Linked DNA regions of Homo sapiens: region 1 is linked to region 2. A link is a loop called in an ENCODE intact Hi-C map of the cell type or tissue named here. Cell type or tissue: heart right ventricle. All regions are shown on one strand. Links, peaks and the distances in the headings refer to the core of each region. The heading gives the core; the rest is flanking DNA.

The links. Hi-C counts contacts between places; a loop is a spot of excess contacts. Peaks named below come from ENCODE experiments on the same cell type or tissue, not always from the same donor. Only the 100,000 strongest peaks of a DNase experiment are listed, where the experiment ranks them.
Region 1: it touches region 2 in a loop (2.0-fold over the local background); 5 of 110 quality-filtered maps call a loop at or near these places.

What each region holds. Positions count from the first base shown.
Region 1 is chr12:49,534,179-49,543,818 of GRCh38, forward strand. KCNH3 (potassium voltage-gated channel subfamily H member 3) reads left to right here and starts at 4,852. Exons shown (of 15, transcript NM_012284.3): 1 at 4,852-5,314; 2 at 6,721-6,954; 3 at 7,452-7,586; 4 at 8,528-8,661; 5 at 9,097-9,340. The coding sequence starts at 5,239. RefSeq lists silencers at 3,813-3,932, 4,663-4,842 and enhancers at 4,160-4,971, 4,972-5,781, 6,426-6,475, 8,282-9,481, 8,828-9,640. In heart right ventricle, for the core only: no CTCF peak of the experiment used is centred there; DNase peaks (open chromatin) are centred at 3,363, 4,550 and 4,803; H3K4me3 peaks cover 2,134 bases; H3K27me3 peaks cover 3,616 bases.
Region 2 is chr12:49,575,808-49,585,447 of GRCh38, forward strand. It overlaps a transcript of FAM186B not described here. Among named protein-coding and RNA genes, the nearest start is that of MCRS1, 12 kb to the left of the region's middle. RefSeq lists enhancers at 6,449-6,498, 6,599-6,648. In heart right ventricle, for the core only: CTCF peaks have their summits at 4,904 (motif pointing left) and 5,105; a DNase peak (open chromatin) is centred at 4,894; H3K27ac peaks cover 4,427 bases.

The DNA of each region.
Region 1 (9,640 bases), core at 440-8,439, 42 kb before region 2:
GTGGCCAAATACTAGAGGCCTCAAAGAATTCCAAAATGTTTTATTTTGGTGGGGAGGGGGAACCCTCAGGCTTCATCCTGAGCTCATTTCCCTGGTCCCAGCACCGAGGGCCAGAGATTGGTTGTGGTGGTTGTTGTTGTTGTTGTTGTTGTTGTTGTTGTTGTTGTTGTTGAGACAGAGTCTGGCTCTGTCGCCCAGGCTGGAGTGTAGTAGCACGATCTCAGTTTACTGCAACCTCCACCTCCTGGGTTCAAGCAACTCTCCTGCCTCAGCCTCCGGAGTAGCTGGGATTACAGGCGTGTACCACCATGCCCTGTTAATTTTTGTATTTTTAGTAGAGATGGGGTTTCACCATGTTGGCCAGGCTGGCCTTGAACACCTGATCTCAAGTGATCCGCCCACCTCGGCCTCCCAAAGTGTTGGGATTATAGGCGTGAACCACTGTGCCCGGCCAGGCCAGGGCTTTTTAAAAATAACAGCTGGCTAAGGTTCATTTCACAAATCAAAAGACCCGATGCTCTGCAAGATAAAGTACCTCTGCACACCCTGGGTCTCCCAGCTGGCCAGTGGCAGAGCTAGATTGGAACCCCAACTAGTCTGACTTGAAAGCCCAAGATTTTCCCACCATACAACACACCTTAGAAGCAGAGCCTGGCCTTGCTGGCTGAGAGCCAGGCTCAGGCCTGGGGACCTCCAGAGAGGAAGGTGGAGAGAGTGGGAAGAGACGGGGAGAGGGGAGGGGCCCCTGGGCTCTGTTCCTCGACAGCCGCCTATTCCCACTCCCTGAGCACAGTGTCTGACTCCGCCTGCGCTTTGTGGTTGCGGGGTAGGGGGACTTTTTCCATCCTTTGTGTCTTGAGCGGTTTTTTCCTTGCTTTGCGCTTCCCTACTGTCTCTCCATATTCCTTTTTGTAGCTAATACTCCCACAGGCCTCCCACGGCAGCTCCAAAATGCAGCCTCCCGAGTTTCTTGTTGACAGAGGCTTTGAGCATCTCTGAACAGGGATCCTCCTCAACATTCCCCTCCCTGTGACTCCCCACCACGGCCAAATGCGTCAAGAGCTGGCGGAAGGGGAGAGGAAAAGGAGTTACAGTGAGGAGGACTATGGTGCCCATCTCCCAGGGCCCTGCTCAATTTTCAACTCCCCAATGCCCGTCTTACTCTCTCCTAAATGTGGGTCCCTGCCCTTTGTGCATGTGGGTTGGGGGCTGGAGGAAAGATGGAAGGAAAAGATAGGGAATTAAAAGAATAAAAGAGGACCAAGCAAGGTGGCTCATGCCTGTAATCCCAGCATTTTGGGAGGCCGAGGCAGGTGGATCACCTGAGGTCAGGAGTTCAAGACCAGCCTGGCAACCCAGGTGAAACCTCGTCTCTACTAAAAATACAAAAACTAGCTGGGCATGGTGGCAGGCACCTGTAATCACAGCTACTCGGGAGGCTGAGGCAGGAGAATCATTTGAACCCAGGATGCAGATGTTGCAGTGAGCCGAGATCATGCCATTGCACTCCAGCCTGGGTGACAGAGCAAGACTCCGTTCAAAAAAAAGGAATAAAAGAAAAAACATAAAAATTAAAAAAGAATAGAAAAAAAAGATAGGGAATTGTGACTAAGAGCTGGGGGAATCCATACAAACAAAAGCCAGGTCTGGCAGGAAGATCTGAGGGACTGGGTAAAGGTGAAGAGAGAGGATAGTGGGCTGAGATCCTGTGCCTGATCACGCTCATCTAAAACAGGCCACATAAAGGAAAGGGTCAGTGGCGGTACCCCCTCCCAGTACGCATTCACATGAGTTCTTTGAGGGGCAATGGGGGAAGGGGTTTAAAGGCCCAAACAGGCCTTTGACTTTTCACTCTGCAATAAGAATGGTAATAACATTCCATAAATATTAGTGTATTTTCTTCTCCTGGAAGTGGGAACCAGGGCAGCAAAGGGTGACATGGGCATTGTGCCTGGAGCTGCTGGAGGAGGCAGTGCACCTCAGACTAGGGACTTGACCTCGCTGCCCCAAGTTTTTCATCCGTGAATTGGCAGTTATAGCTAATAACTAGCTCATAGCGTTATTATGAAGATTAATGGGACGATCCAAGTAAAGCACTTTGCACAGTGCCTGGCACAAAGTTAATGCTCAATAAGTGTAAGCTGCTGTAATCCTCAGGGGCACCCCACACATTCCATCTCACCCTGATCACCCTAACCCAAGGTGTCTGGTTTGGCTTAATGCCCAAAACCAGCCCCAGCAGGTGAGCTGGAAGCCTGAAAGTCTAAACACTTAGGCCTTACAGGGATAAGTGTAAGGCCACCCAGACATGCTACACAAGCCCAGATGACCAGTCCTCTGAGTGCCCACACAGTTAGGCTAGAGAGAGGTAGACCCAACGACCTAGGGCTGGGAGACTGTCAGGGTTCTAACCCTGGCTGTGTCATTTATCAACTCTGTTACCTTGAGCAAGTCTCTCTCTCCCTCCTCCTCCCCCTCCTCCTCTTCTCCCTCTCCCTCCCCTCCTCCTCCTCCTCCACCTCTTCTTCTTCTTAACTTCTTCCTTCTTCTTCCTTCCTCCTTTCTCCTTCCTCCTTTCTCTCTTCTCCTTCTTCTCCTTCTCCTCCTTCTTCTTCTTTCTTCTTTCTTCTTCTTCCTCTCTCCCTCTCTCTCAGCTCTGGTTCCTCCTTTGTGAAATGGAGCATAAGGAGCCCCCACCCTGGCTGTTTCACAGGGCTCCTAGGAGACTCAAAATCAGACAACAAACATTTACATGTTGCAGGTGTCACACACTGTTCTAGATCCTCTACACATACTCACTCATTGAATCCTCATTACGACCCTCTGATGTTATTATTAGCATCCGCATTTTACAGATGAGAGAACTGAGTCAGAGAAGGGTTAATAACTTGCCTTTAAAAATCACACAGACAGGCCAGGTGTGGTGGCTCTCGCCTGTAATCCCAGCACTTTGAGAGGCTGAGGCGGGCAGATCACCTGAAGTCAAGAGTTCGAGATGAGCCTGGCCAACATGGTGAAACCCAATCTCTACTAAAAATACAAACATTAGCGGGGCGTGGTGGCGCATGCCTGTGGTCCCAACTACTTGGGAGGCTGAGGCAGGATAATTGCTTGAACTTGGTCGGCATAGGTTGCAGTGAGCAGAGATAGCTCCAATGCACTCCAGCCTGGGCGACAGAGGGAGACTCCGTCACAAAAAAAAAAAAAAAAAAAAAAAAATTCACACAGACCAAAATTAAAAAAAAAATTTAATCACAGGGACAGCAAGTGGCAGACCTGGTTCCCAAGTGGGTGGGTGATTTCAATTGTGGCCTTATCCTGTCTCAAAGTGAACTGACTCCTAAAATGTCCTTCTTTTTAGTAGACAGCTGGACCGCCGCCTGGAGAGGAAGCCTTGAACGGCTGGGGGAGGGGATTACTTTACAGCCAGGATCCAGCCAAGGCTGGGGATGAGATGGGAGTAGGATCTCCCGACTCCTTAGGGTCACTCCTCAGGGTCACTCCTCGTCCTGGGGACCAGATTCCAGGCTTCACAGGACCGGAGAAGGAGGAGCGCGTCCTCCCTTCCCAAAGCGCCAGCTCATTTAGATACAGGTGCCTGGGGCTTTGGCTCTCGTCGCTGATGAGGGGTAGCATCTTTCTGATGCTGGTGACTGTGAGTGCGTCTCGAGGGATGGGGGTGCTGAGCCTACCGCTTCGCTCGTTAGGGAACAAATTGCTGTTTTGGCCCCGGCGGCTCCTCTGGGCGCGGGCGGCAGCCGCGCTCGCTGGCAAATCGTGGGAGGGAGGAGGAGCGGCGCTGGCAGGCAAGTCCGGGGGACCGTCGCAGCGCGGGAGGCCAAGAAAAGACGGCCGCCCCGGGCCCGGCTCCGCCCCGCCGGGAAGGGGCTCCCTGCAGCCGCCCCAGGGCAGCACCCCGCGCGGCGCCGCGCGGAGCTCTCCAGGACGAGCTGCGTGAGGCGCGGGGCTCGGCCTTCCTCGCTCTCCTGGTGCCAGGACCCGCACGCACAAGGTTCGGAAGTTTTTTCGCAGTGTCTGACCCCTGCCGGTCCCCTGTATTTACCACCTGACCCTCTAGCGCGCTTAGGAGAGGCAAGAGGTGACAAATGCCAGAGGGAAATGGAGGGGCAGGACAAGGGGTCTGGCGCTCCCCTCCCCACCACACACCCTTTCCGCCCACGGGGTCACACGGAGGACGTCTGACCCTTACTCCTAGGGCTACCCACCCTCTGGTTTCCAGGCAGCTCCTGCTTGCGGAGACACCTCATAGGAGCAGCTGGATCCATTTTCCAGAGCGTCAAGTTGAGGATGAGAAAGTCTCGAGGGCCGGGCAGCTGTGCGCGCAGAACCCCCGCCCCATCTGCTTTTAGATTTCCCGGGTGCGGCTGGAGCCCCTCTAGAGCGCCGGCCTCCGCTGGCCGCAGGGCCTTCACCTGCGCCTGTCGCCCTGTCCCCTTGCCCACTGCATTTTCCTCGGGGAGAGCATCTTCCACAGCATGCGTCCCCTGCCCCCCACGCCCCGAGCCCCCCTCCCATTCCGCCGGGGGAGGAGAGGCTGCTAGGAGGCTCTCGGAGAGCCCCCGGGCTGCAGAGAAAGACGCCTCCCCTCTGCGGCTGAGGCCGAGTGAGCCAAAGGGGGCCGGCCGCTCGCCAGTGGTTCTCCGAGGTACGGGCGGGGAGGCCCGCGGGGTGGGATCAGGGCGGCCGCCACCTCCCCGCCCCCGCCGAGGTCCCGAAGGGAGGGGAGCCCTCCGCGGGAGGCCTGTCCCTTTAAGGAGGCGGCCCTGGCTGGGTGTGCCCCGTCTCCATGGTTACCCCGGTGCAGGCGGCGGGCGCGGGAGGGAGGGAGGGAGGCTGCAGCTTCTCCCCGACAGACGGAGGGAGCTGCCGAGAGCCGGCGCCGAGCGAAGCCGAGCGGAAGCCCACCCGCAGCCGACACGCGAGCCGCTGCCGCGGCGGGAGGTGCTGAGAGCGCGGCGGCCGCGGGGCCTGGAGCCCGGGATTTGTGGGCGGCGAGGGCGCGAGGGGCCGCGCGCCATGCTCCGGGCCCCGACGGCGCGGACGCCCCCTCGCGCGCCAGCGTCCGGCGCGACCCCGGATCCCGGTCTGCGCATTGCCCCCCGACGGCTGCGCTAGGGAGCGCGGGGCCCGGCGGGGGGCGGCCGAGCTGGGCGCCCTCCCCCGGCGCGGAGTCCCCGCACCCCGGAGGGATGGGGCGGGCAGCCGCGGGCGCCTAAGATGCCGGCCATGCGGGGCCTCCTGGCGCCGCAGAACACCTTCCTGGACACCATCGCTACGCGCTTCGACGGCACGCGTGAGTCCGACCCTCGCCCACTTGCACCCGGGCCGCCGGACCCTCGCCAGGGCTCCCGCCTTCCCCGAACCCCCAGCAGCCCAGCTTGGCGCCAGCCTATTCTCACCCTCTCCTCCCTACCCGCCCCTCTTGAGGCTGGGGCCATCGTCTCCTGCTAGGCGCTGTTTCCCCGAAGGTTCGAAGGTTCGGGGTCAACACTGCTTCAGGCGAGGCAACAGGGCCAGAAGTCCCTGGGTGTGGGTCCTGGGATGCTCTCTGTTAGCCGGGTCTCGAACCCGAACCTAGTCAGTCTGACCCATCCCACCCCTGCGTCTGGCGCTGTCGCAGCAACTACCCTCGGACTGGTGGGGTAAGGCGAGGCGGGTGAACAGTGCTCAGGGACAGCTGAGAGGGCTCAAAACACAGATTTAGAAAAGAGATTTGCAAACGGAGATAAGAGTAGGCGGCACTCGGGAGAGCACCGTGTGTCCAAGCCCCGTGTCTCATAGCCTGAACCCCCTAGACTTGGGGAGGCCATCTAGCCCCAAGAAGATGGTTTGGGGACTCCCATCAGGACTGGGGAAGTTTGGAGAAGGCGCCCCGAGCTCTGGATCCCCGGTTCTGGGGGCTCTGAGCACAGGGGAAGTGATGAAAGCCCCTCCCTCCTCCTCTCCCTCACATCCCCCGTGGGGCTTCCCAGCTCTCTGCCTAGGTCCTCCTTGGTCTCCGGTTCCTGATAGGGGGTGGGAGCCCAGCCCTGCGCTCTCCCCACTCCGGGCTCCTCCATCTGCTTTGCCAGTGTGCTTGGCTCCTGCAGCCTGCTGATTCAGTGCCCCCCACTCCCCAATACATTCCTGGCTCCTGGCTCCCGTGCTCAGTCACCATTCTTACACCCCCATTCTTGATCACATTCACTAATTCCTGAGCCAGGTCAGGCAGCTAGGGCTAAAACACAGACAGCAGGATGTATGGTGGTCTGGGGTTGCCTCCAGTCTAGGTGTGTCTCAGTGGGAGAAGCCAGACAGCCAACCTGGGTACCTGGCTAGTGGGTGAGCCTGGCAGAAGTAGAGGTGGGGCTGAGGCTGGCCCAGAGCTGGCAGGGCAGTCCTCATTAGGGATTCCCCAATCCCAGCCCTTACCCCACATTGCTCAGGACACCCTCCAGAAGGCACAGTGCCCGCACAGCGCTTCATTCACCGACCTCAGTTCACATGTGCTGATCCTTGAATGTACTCACACCTGCTGCAGGGCACTGACAAACAGGTGACACACACTGATTGCTATTCATAAACAGCCCTGCCTTAACACACGCAGGATTCCTGGGGTTTGGAAAACCCACTCTTTGGTTGCAGGCATTTGAGAAAGGAGGGGTGGTAGGCCTCCTGCCCCTTCACCCCACGCCTCCTCTGAGAAGTGCTCTCTTGCAGACAGTAACTTCGTGCTGGGCAACGCCCAGGTGGCGGGGCTCTTCCCCGTGGTCTACTGCTCTGATGGCTTCTGTGACCTCACGGGCTTCTCCCGGGCTGAGGTCATGCAGCGGGGCTGTGCCTGCTCCTTCCTTTATGGGCCAGACACCAGTGAGCTCGTCCGCCAACAGATCCGCAAGGCCCTGGACGAGCACAAGGAGTTCAAGGCTGAGCTGATCCTGTACCGGAAGAGCGGTGAGGGGCCACCTGGCCAGCCTGCCTCACCTTTGCAGTCTCACCCAGCCTGGCACCAGCCCCATCCACTGTCCCTCCTCCTTTCTGTTGCCATCTTCTCCATCTCCCCATGTCATCCCATCTTCCCATCCCCCCATCCAACCCCTCTTGCTCCATCCCACCTCTTGCCCCGGCTCCCCATCTCTACCTGCCTCACCCTAGCCTCAGCCTGCATTCAGTTCCAACCTCGGGTTTCCCGCATCCAACAGAAAAACATCCGCATTTCGGCAGGGCAGATCTACCACACGACAGGTCTGACCGTCATGTTTGCTCTCCCTTGCTTCCTTCCCCCAATTCCATCAAGCCCTGCCTTCAGTGAAACTGGACTGCCAGCCCTTCCCCCAGGAAACCGCTAGATCCTGCCTGTGTCTTGCCCGGGATGTCAGTGGAGCCAGGGCCTCTGTCACCTCAGGCAGTGCTGAGAATAGGAGGTGGGCTGAGTTTGTTTTTGTGCCCAGGGCTCCCGTTCTGGTGTCTCCTGGATGTGATACCCATAAAGAATGAGAAAGGGGAGGTGGCTCTCTTCCTAGTCTCTCACAAGGACATCAGCGAAACCAAGAACCGAGGGGGCCCCGACAGATGGAAGGAGACAGGTAGGTGCATGTAGGTGCTGTGGTCGGGGTATTGGGTGCCGCAGGCCCGGGCGGGGCCTTGGCACCCAGTCTGAGTACGGGGGTCCCCCATGCACCTGCATTCATTTCACTCCCACTCAGGCTGCCTGAGAGGCCTGTGCTGCTCTCATCTCCACATTCCTCGGTATGGGAATATTTTTTCCAAATAGACAGATTGAGACAAAGTTGGAGTTTTTAAGTCAACTTTATTAAGAAACTGAAAGCAAACAAACCCAATTGTACCTGTGAAGCAGGTACTTTCTGACCAGTTAATAAGGTTGAGCACAGACCCACCAGGTTCCTCTTTCCTACAGCAAACCTGACTGGGGGTGGAGCTCTGGGCAAAGCCTGCTTTTAAGTTCTTCGAGTCTTTCCCCTCTTGTGTCCTCCAAGGCTGGGGCAGGCCTTTGGGCAGGTTACAAAGCTGTCAAGGCCTCTTTGCCATTTGGGGATGCTGGGGGTACTCTCCACTCCCACTCGCGTACTCCCAGTGCTGGGTCTGCCTCTCCATGATGTCAGCCTTCATTGTCACCCTCTGGTCCCTGCACTAGCTCCTGGGCTCCTGCTGTAAGTTCCCACACCTCTGCTGACGGCCTCCTGCTAGTTCTCCACCCTGGCCCTGTGAGGTACCTCCTCGCTTCCTGTCCCAGGCCTTTCCCCGTAGAGATCCTCTGGTCCAAACCTCCTCTTCCTGGAAGCAGACCCCAGAGGTAGTGTCTGTAAACACTCCTAGGACTGCCCATTGCTGGGCTGGGCAAGTGAACCCAGGAAGTGAGGAATACCTGAGCCCCCAACTCTAAACATTCTAAGTGGTCAATGAGCCAGACCAGTCCATGGGCCAGCAACTGTGTCCTACACCTGACCCGGAGCTAGGGTGTGTGGGCACACACCCATCATCTTCATGGGCCCCTCTTCTTTCGCAGGTGGTGGCCGGCGCCGATATGGCCGGGCACGATCCAAAGGCTTCAATGCCAACCGGCGGCGGAGCCGGGCCGTGCTCTACCACCTGTCCGGGCACCTGCAGAAGCAGCCCAAGGGCAAGCACAAGCTCAATAAGGTGGGCTCAGCCCTGGGATGTGTGGGAGAGGGGAGGGGCAGACGCAGAAGATGGGGAAGGGGAACCTGATCTACCACAGAGAGAATGTCCTAGGGGCCACCCAGGCCTTGCCAGCACTTTGGGGGTTGGGACTGAAGGAGGGAAGATCACATGCCTGATCCATCAGAAGAAAGTCCTGGCCTGGGAGGCAGATGGGCCTTGGTTCAATCCTGGCTCCTCCCCTAAGCAGCTGTGTGGCCAAAGCTAAGTCACTTAACTTTCCTGATCTTCAGTTTTCTGATCTATAAAATGGAGATGCTAATGCCATCTCGAAGCAGATGCTGCTTCGATAATGCAGGGATAGAAAGGAGGTGGATGCGGGTCCCAGACTCTATCCAAACTCAGCCTGTGCCAATATTCTTTCCTCTCTGCCTGGACCTGCCCTGCCTCACTCAGGGGGTGTTTGGGGAGAAACCAAACTTGCCTGAGTACAAAGTAGCCGCCATCCGGAAGTCGCCCTTCATCCTGTTGCACTGTGGGGCACTGAGAGCCACCTGGGATGGCTTCATCCTGCTCGCCACACTCTATGTGGCTGTCACTGTGCCCTACAGCGTGTGTGTGAGCACAGCACGGGAGCCCAGTGCCGCCCGCGGCCCGCCCAGCGTCTGTGACCTGGCCGTGGAGGTCCTCTTCATCCTTGGTGCGTGCACTCTGCCCCTTCCGCCCCACCCTTTGCTGGCGCCCTGGGGCTTTGCTGGGGATAGTCCACGTGGCTTCCAGGGTGCTACAGTGCCCCCCTCGCTCTCTCTCATTTGTAACCTGTGAGCTTTGAAATCAGACCTAGGTTCCAAACATCTGCCACTTAGAAGTTATATGACCTTGAGCTGGTCAAAGCCTCTCTGAGCCTCCATAAAATAGATTCCCCCTTTGTAAAATAGGCAAAATGATGTCTACCTGTTACAGTTACTGTGAGAACTAAGACGATGTATGGGAAGGGCCG
Region 2 (9,640 bases), core at 943-8,942:
CATAGCTTTAAAAAAAGACAAATTCTGTCAACATAAAAATCTATAATTTCTACAGAGTGAAAAACACCATAAACAAAGACGAATGGCAAAGTAGGGAAAATATTTGCAACCCGTATCATAGTCAGAGGGGCTAATTTGCTTAATATGTACAAAATCTCTACAAATCAATATGAAAAATAGCAAATTCAATAAGAAAATGGGATGGTTAATGGAAAGATAAACATCTCTTAAACATGAAAAAATACTCAACCTCACAAGACAATTGAAACTACATTTGGTATAATTTTTCACCCACTGATTGGCAAAAAATCTAGATGTTGGACACTTAGCCTTGGCGTGGTTGTAGGGTAATAAGCACTCTCGTGTTGCTGTTAGAACTGTAATTCATTAAGACTTGTCAGAATTACAAATGCATAGAATTTCTGATCCAATGTACTTTCACATATGCAAAATAAATTACATATAAAATTATCAGCCAGGTGTGGTGGCTCACACCTGTAATCCTAGCACTTAGGGAGGCCAAGGTGGTAGGACTGCTTAAGCCCAGGAGTTCAAGACCAGCCTGGGCAAAGTGGCGAGACCTCGTCTCTACAAAAAAATGAAAATTAAAAAATTAGCTGGGTGCAGTAGTCCCAGCCACTTGGGAGGGTGAGGTGGGAGGATCTCTTGAGCCCAGGAGTTCAAGGCAGCAGTGAGCTATGATCATACCACTGCACTGCAGCATGGGACAAAGTGAGACCGCCTCTCTTAAAAAGAAAAAAAAAAGAAAACAGTTATCAGCTGGAGCATTGTTCATATTAGCAAGTTTAGCAAAAACCAACTCACACATCTCTCACTAGAGGACTGATTAAATAAATCATTGCACATGCATACAATGGAATATCATACAGCCAGGCTGAAGAGCTGTCACAAAAATCTTTATAGGCCATGATTGGACTTTATCCTGAGAAGAATGAAGAGCCATTAATGAATTTTTAAGCAGAAGTGTGGAATTAGACCAGCATTTTAGATATCTCTGGCTTAGTATGGAGCATAGATTGAAAGAGTAAAACAGAAGCCAGGGAGATTAGTTGGTGGCCCAATTTAGGGTAGTCACTGAGGGGAAGACACAAAAGATGTAGACGATGACAGGGCTTGGTGAGAGATTGCATGAATGGGTGCAGGAGCTCAGGCACCTATGATGCCCAGTTCAGGCTTTGGCAGTGGATGAGGCTGGCAGATATGCATTGAGACCAGAGGCACAAGTGGAGCTGCAGGGTTGGGGATGAGAAGGAAAGGTGATGAGTTTCATTTGCATTGATTGAGTTGGAGGTGCCAGTGGGCAGCCAGTTGGGATGTGCAGTTGAGCGTTTGCATATACAGCTCTATGACTCAGAGGAGAGATTGGAATTGGGGATGGATTTGGGAATCTTCATCATACAGCTGATGTTTGAGGCAATAGGGCAATCTGAAGTCATGTTGGGATGTCCTGTGGCATGAGAGGAGAGTCCAGGCACTGGAGCAGCCCCTAGGGAACACAGGCAGAAGAGAATGAAAATCCGCGGGAGCTGGAGGAGTGTGGGGAACGTGGGTGGGAAACCAAGAAGAGCATCATATCACGGACCTCAAGGAAGAATGTGCTCGGGTTTTACTGGTGTCTGTCTCTCCCTTGATTTAAAATCCTCCACATAAACTGGGTTTTATTTTTCTTTGTTTTCTCCCCATCTGTCTTATCCCACCTTCAATCGGCATGAGGTTTTGTGCATAATAACTATGTCTGTGGACAAACAAAGGCATGAGTGAGTGACTACAGTTGTAGCTGGTTCTTTACATGACTGTTGTGCACACCTCCACACCTGCTCCTCTCCTTGCTCTCCCTGTCTCCATTCTTCTTTAAATTCTCCACGTTGTCATCAGTGGCTCTCCACTGCCTACAGAGGAGCATCCTCTGGTTGGTCTTCAAGCCCATCCACATCCAGCCCCAGCTGGGCTTATCTCCTACAACACGTGGTGTGGAACTACACCCAGGCTGGCCGCTTGCTGCCACATGAACATGCTCTGTGCTTACAGTGTCCTTTTCCCTTGGATTTCCTGCCTCCCGCCCCCTGCAATAGTTCCACCCATCCTTCCACATTTCATGGAGATCCCACTTAGTCCCAAAGGCCTCCCCAGACCTTCACTGCCATATGTCTTCCCCATTCTCTGTTGCACTTTGTCTTGCATTCCCACACTAGCTCCCTACCAGTTACTACTCTTTCTCCACACTGGCGTGTGAGGGGAGTCTGTCCCAATGTCACCATTCCCCCATGACTTGCCTCCCCACCTTTTCAAGTCTCTACTCAAGCGTCACCCTGCGAGGCTTGCCATGACCCCTCTGTTTTCATCGCCAACTCCAGCACTTGGCACAGTACAATTGCTGAAGGAGTGGTGGGTAGATTGTGAGTCCTCGGGAGTTCAGGACAATACTTGAATTTATTTCTGTAACTGTGCCAGTGCTTTGCATCCAGTCAGCACCCTGTGTTTGCAGTAGGCTCCTGGGAAATGAGTTTTACTCACTTCCGTGCCCCTGCTGCCTAATACAGATCATGGCACCACAGTAGGTGCTCAATAAATGTTTAAGGAATCAATAAATGAAAAATTACACATTTAATTGCCCTCGGGAGCCTCCAGAGAGGCCACTGATTGTGCAAACTCACTGGTTTGTGTGTGCTTCCTGCCAGTGCTGACAGGCTGCCTTATGGGCCGGTGACAAGCTGTGTCCTGTAAACCTGGCTGTGCTGAGGGACGGTGACATGCAGCTCACAGAAGGCACTAGGGCTGTCATGGTGGCCAAGCATTTAATACAACGATTGTGGTGCTCCAGGCAGAAACACAGCCCGGAAGAAGCCTCAGAGGCAGCCAAGGAGGGATGGGAGCACTTACTCCTTAGGGAAAGCTTGACTTGGTTTCTACTGTGTGCATGGCCCTCTGAAGGTCCGGGTAGAGGGGAAGCTACAGCTGTGAGAGCAACTGGGCATCCGTCTTAAAGAGTTTCAGGTCTAGTGGGGTTGAGGACAGGCTCACCGATAATCCCAGAACAAAGGCAAGATGGACCAATGCTGGAAGAGATCCACGCACAAAGGCAGGAGAGCCCGTCCCCAGGAGAAGGGGAGGCTTAGGGAGGATTAGTGGAAGCTTCGTGGTGGAAGGGCCATCTGAGCTCATTGACTAAGCATTTTTTTTTTTTTTTTGAGACAGAGTCTCACTCTTGTCTCTCCGGCTGGAGTGCAATGATCTCGGCTCACTTGAATCTCCACTTCCCAAATTCAAGCGATTCTCCTGCCTCAGCCTCCTGAGAAGCTGGGATTACAGGTGCCTGCCACCATGCCTGACTAAGTTTTGTATTTTTTAGTAGAGACAGGGTTTCACCATGTTGGCCAGGCTGGTCTCAAACTCAATCTCAGGTGATCCACCCACCGCGGCCTCCCAAAGTGCTGGGATTACAGGCGTGAGCCACCACGTCCGGCCTTCATGACTAGGCTTTCTGAATGGGGTGGGAATTGAAACAGCTTCCAGCTGGTCTCCCTGCGCCCTGCTCCCAGTCTATGCTCATGGTTGCAGCCAGACGATGCTCTTGAATTGAAGGGCACATGATGTCACTTCTCTGCTTAGAATTCTGCAATGGCTCCCATTGCATTCCGGGTGAACAGAGGTCCTTACGGTGGCCTACAAGGCCTTGTGTGACCGGCCTCCCAGTGGCCTCTGCAACGTGGCTCCTCCCACCCTCCCACTCACCCACACCAGGTACCCCGGGCACCTTGCTGCCCCCTGAGTGTGCCAGGCAGGCTCTCACCTCAGCCTGCTCTCCCTGCCTGGCACGCCCTTCCCGCAGCTCACCTCCTCACCTGCTTCAAGTCTTCACTGAAACGTCCTGCCATGCCCTCTCTGCTTTAAATGGTAACACCCACTCCCCTGCACTCTGCTGCCTTATCCCTCTTGAAATTTGTGTTTCTCCATGGAACCTTTTACGTTCTGACATAACTGTGCATTTTACTACTTATTTTTGTTTCTTGTCTTTTCCCCCCATAGAATGTAAGCTTTGTGAAAGCAGTTTTTTGTTTGTTTGTTTGTTTTTTGAGATGGAGTCTCGCTCAGTCGCCCAGGCTGGAGTGCAGTGGCACGATCATGGCTCACACAACCTCCGCCTCCCGGGTTCATGCCATTCTCCTGCCTCAGCCTCCCGAGTAGCTGGGACTACAGGCGCCCGCCACCACGCCCGGCTAATTTTTTTTATTTTTAGTGGAGATGGGGTTTCACCATGTTAGCCAGGATGGTCTCGATTTCCTGACCTTATGATGTGCCCGCTTCGGCCTCCGAAAGTGCTGGGATTACAGGCGTGAGCCACTGCACCTGGCCATGAAAGCACTTTTTAAAAATCTGTTTTACTCACTACAGTATCCCTAACACCTAGAACACTGCCTCATGTTAGGTGCCTAATAGGTACTTGTTGAATGAATGAATGAGTAAATGAATCAATGGGGCCATGCTGCATGCTTGAGGAAGTCCATGGGAAGGGCCTCCTGGCAGAGCTCCTAAAAACTGCTGCCCAAAGGGTCATTTGCAGGGATAGATCTGTGCCATACAGAGCAGAGGACCTGCTGGGGGTAGGCGATCAAGCGAGGAGGAAGGGTCCCCAGTCCAAGGGAGAGCAGACTCCACAACCATGAGTCCTCTGCAGGATCCCCGTGTCCCAGCATGGGTCAGGAATGCCTTCTCCCTCTGCTGCACTTGCTGTCCACGCTCCACCTGCACCTTCCCAGGAACTCACCAGCTCCCCTCCTGTCAGTCTTCCCGCAGTTCCCTCCCTTCTAATTCTTGAATTCCCGGCCCCTCTCCAGGCCAGCTGAGGCCCTTAGACAAGCACTTTGCTGCCTCCTTGTGGCTTCTGCAGGAAAGGCTTCTCCTCTCTTCCAGAGAGTGAGGATACGGGGCGCCTAACAGACAGCCTGGGGGTGATGAGAGAGGAAACCGAATCTTCTTGACCAGTGGTGGCCTGAATCATTGGCAGCTGCCCGCTCACAGCACTGCTGCCTGTGGCAGTGAACTCTGTGGCAGCGCCCTGACTGGTGCACTAGCTGGACTCAGGCTTTGGTTGTTCCAGGCTGCTCAGCTCCTGGGAAAGAATGTGAGGCAGCAGTCAGACCCCAGGGCCTGCCTCAAGGGTCACTGAGGTCAGTGACTAGTGTATCCAGCCTCCACCTGCTCAGCTTCCTCCCAGCTCAGAGGCAATAAATAGTGTTTGAGGGGTGATGAAGCCACCAGCCAGCGCAGGGCCTCCCAGGGTGTGCAGAGAGCAGGGGCAGGGTGTGACACAAGAGCCAGGGCCAGGATATGTAGAACTGGAGCATGGGAGGCCACTCAGCCTCCTAATTGGCTAATTGGCTGGGATGTTACCTGCTTAAGCTAATTGCCCCCAAATGGAGGAATATTCTAGAAGGCTCCTGGGTTATCTAGTGGACCCATAACTTACAAGACTGCCTGAGAAGACTGCTTTATTTTTTACTTTACTGGGTAACTTTTTCTTTCTGGCTGCTTTCAAGTTCTCTCATCTTTGGTTTCAGGTTTGACTATGATATGCTGAGGTATGTTTTCCTTTGTATTTATCTTGCTTCAGTTCTCTGAGCTCCTTGGATCTGTGGCTTCTTGTCTTTAATTTTGGAAATTCTCAGTGATTATCTCTTCAAGTAGCTTGTTAAATATTTCTTCTCCCTTTTTCTGGGACTTTGATCACATGTGTGTGAAACCATTGGTATTGTCCCACACATCTTGGGTGTTTGGTTTGGGGGTTGCTGATTTGTTGCTTTGTTTTTACTCTCTCTGTGTTATAGTTGGCTAATTTCTATTGATCTTGCCTCAATTCACATATTTTTTTGCCTTGCTTTTGTCTAGTTGGCTGATAAACCTGCCAAAGGATTTCTATATCTCTGATGTTAAGATTTTCTTTTCTTTTCTTTTCTTTTTTTTTTTTGAGACAGAGTCTCACTCTGTCACCAGGCTGGAGTGCAGTGGCACAATCTCAACTTACTGCAACCTCCACCTCCTGGGTTCAAGCAATTTTCCTGCCTCAGCCCCCCAAGTAGCTGGGACTACAGGCACGTGCCACCATGGCCAGCTAATTTTTGTGTTTTTAGTAGAGACGGGGTTTCACCGTGTTGGCCAGGATTGTCTCGATCTCTTGACCTCATGATCCGCCCACCTTGGCCTCCCAAAGTGCTAGGATTACAGGCGTGAGCCACTGCACCCAGCAAGATTTTCATTTCTGGCATCTTCAAGTTTCCATTTCTTTTGTACAATTCCCTCTCTCTACTCAAATTCCACGTCTGTTCCTGCATGTTGCCCACCTGTTAGAGGCAGATCCTGTAACATGTTAGATGTAGCTACCTTCAAATTCCTGCCTTCAAAGCCCTCACTTGATAGTTAACAGCATCCCAGCCATACACATCTTCTCTTCTTGAGAAGGTGACTCCTCTGATCATAGAATCATGCTCATCTGTTTTCTGACTTTTCAGACCATGCATGGCTTTCCCCTCCCTGGCTCTATGCCTGGGTTGTTTTTGAAGGGGTTTTCTCCTTTCCACTGTATGCCTCTGCAGTTAGTCAAGGCCAGAGTAGACCCTTCTCCCATGTCATCTTCCACATTTGTTTTGGTTCCTCATCTGAGGCTGTGGGCCATGCAAGCAGAGCTATGGCCAGTCCCCGAATATGGCTTGAAGCAATGCTCAAAAAAATACTCCTTCCCATGCCTTGTCTTCCCTGAATTTTTTGGGGGTAGAAGCAATACATTGACCAGAAATGTCAACTTTGCTCTTAAAAAAAATTAGGCTCCTGTATAGTATCAGTGAACCTCATCACTAGAAAAACACCCGACACACACACACACACACACACTTACACATATATACACATGCATACACATACATGTATACACACATACACATTTATACACACACATACACATATACACACATGTGCACATACATACATAAATACATCCACAGCTACATAAATACATACATATATACACAAACGTATACATACACACACATATATACACAAAGATACACACACATATATATTTGTCTTCCAACCCTCTTGGCTTCACAGCTTGGCCCGTGCAGGCTTTCTTTGCCTTTAAGAAGATGAAATTGTTACCAAAGCAGGAGAAGAATGTCAGACACTCTGCATGCTTGCCAGAGAGCTCGCTAGAGGACGTGCAGAAGGTCAAAGTCCTCCATCACCAGAGCAAGTTCAGCCACCAGGCCCCTTAAGCACAGTGCCAAGAGCCTGTGAAAACATGAAACCTTTGAAAATATGGGTGCCAAAATATAAAAACAAAGAATGTATGAATAGTATGAAATCTTTATAAAACATAATATTGTCAGTTTCATTCACTGTCAAATTTAATATTCAAAATAGTCTCATTACATTTATAAAACTTGTTCAATTTCTTCTCTGTGCATTCTGATTGCTGAGATGTCACTCACAGCTAAGTACACATTAAATAACTTACTCATAGCCAGTTAATTTCTGAAGCAAGGTTATAAAAATGCTTTCTAATTATTTAGAGCGATACATTTAGTGTGAGGGCATTTTAAGATGTTAAGTATCATTGGGGTGAGGCCTCCAGAAAAGAAAGAGCCTGGGACCCGAGAGGCTGGAAACAGCCCAGGGCCAGCACAGCTGTGCTGTGCATGTGTCCTGCATCATGATGCCAACTCCCCTTCCTCCCACACTAGGCATCCTCGCGATATCTTAAGCTGCGACTCAGAAAACAAATCCTACTCCTGGCATCATCCACAGAACCAGCTGTTCACACCCCACATCCTCCTCAGCTTTCTGGAGTCTCAGCCTTAGGCTGGAAGCAAGGATGGGCGCCATTCCTGAGGAAGAGAACCGCTGGACATGGGTTCTCTGAGGATGGGGTAATTTCCTATTTGTATGCCTGTTCCCTAGGCCAAGGGTGCTGGTGAGTGGAGAAGGACAGGGTGGGGGAGACTCAGCAGGGACCAGGCAAGCAGCTGTGTGTCAAGAGGAGGGTGTGTAGGTGCTCGTGAGCTGATTGAACTAACCGAATTAGTGTCTTAACTGAACTGACAGACGCTTGCCAGAGACGGCCTCCTTAGCCCACACCGTCTATATTTGAACCTCATGTCTCCATGTCTTCCACCTTTGTCCTCAGAGACACGCTCACCTTTGCCTCCCACCTTATGACACCTGGCTCTGGTCTGTATTTGGTATCTCCTTTTGTTCTCACCTTCTGAGCTTTCATGCAGATCACTGGCATGTCAGTGACATATCTGTCCATATTTTGATTAAATGAAGAGTTACACCTACTAAGTGCCAGGTGCCAATCACAGCTATCTCGGCATGTTTGCTCCCAAAGGACACAGACAACACTCAGAGGGTTCTAAAACTGAGTTGAGGAGGTGTGGGTTTCAGCAATGAGACAGAATTTTAAAATAAACCAACCTCTATTTTATTAAAATGTAGAGTTTGGGGACTGCAGGAGGGAAGCAGTGTTTCTCAAAGTTCTAGGAGTACTCAGCAACCCCCAGAGGGTTTCTTTAAAAGCACCAGCTGGGAACCTGCATTTTGACCAAGTTCTCTGTGGGTTTCCGTCCCTCAGAAGGTTGAGAATCACTGGCTGAGGGATGCAGTGGAGACTGGGGCTGTCTTGATCCTTCTGGCTTATTTGGGTTCCAGGGAGTGACTCGCTTGACTTTTTTTGAACAAGCTAAGCGGATTCATTTGTAGGTTCCTGGCATTCCTTCCTTTGGTTCGCTGAGGCGCTGCAAGAGTTAGTAGAGTTACAGGTGGGGGAGTAACTGAGACAAGGCCCAGGCCATGTGAGTGCCATCCCACACCTGAGCACTTCCCAGAGCCAAGTCCAGAGCTGAGCCCAGACTCAGCCTGGACACAGAACTGCTCAACACAACGTCCTCCCAAGTCCCAGGGGCTCTGCTTCTCTTCCTGCGAATCTGCCTTTTGCCTGACCTCACAAAAGACTTCCTCTTCCCTCCCCTCATTCTTTGCTCCTTCCCACCCATCCATGTTTCCTCAGCCCTAGCCCCATCTAGTCTCTTTCCCAGAGGCCGCATTGTAAGCCCTCCTGTCGTCTCCAGCATGTTAGATGCCTGTGTGAGTCTGTTCATGTGCATCTCGGTGTACACGTGTACCAGCATGGTTTTTTGTTTCGTTTTGTTTTGTTTTTTAAGATGGAGTCTCGCTGTGTCCCCAGGCTGGAGTGCAGTGGCGCAATCTTGGCTCACTGCAAGCTCTGCCTCCTGCGTTCACACCACTCTCCTGCCTCAGCCTCCTGAGTAGCTGGGACTACAGGCGCCCGCCACCATGCCCGGCTAATTTTTTGTATTTTTAGTAGAGATGGGGTTTCACCATGTTAGCCAGGATGGTCTCAATCTCCTGACCTCGTGATCTGCCCACCTCGGCCTCTCAAAGTGCTGGGATTACAGGCGTGAGCCACTATGCCCGGCCTGTACCAGCGTGTTTTTAGCTGTGCAGGAACAGACCCTGAGCAAGGGGAGGGCATAGCACTCAGAGTCAAGGCTAAGATTGTCCAGCTACAGAAAGCATTTGGGATCTGCAGACACACACAGCTCTCCCA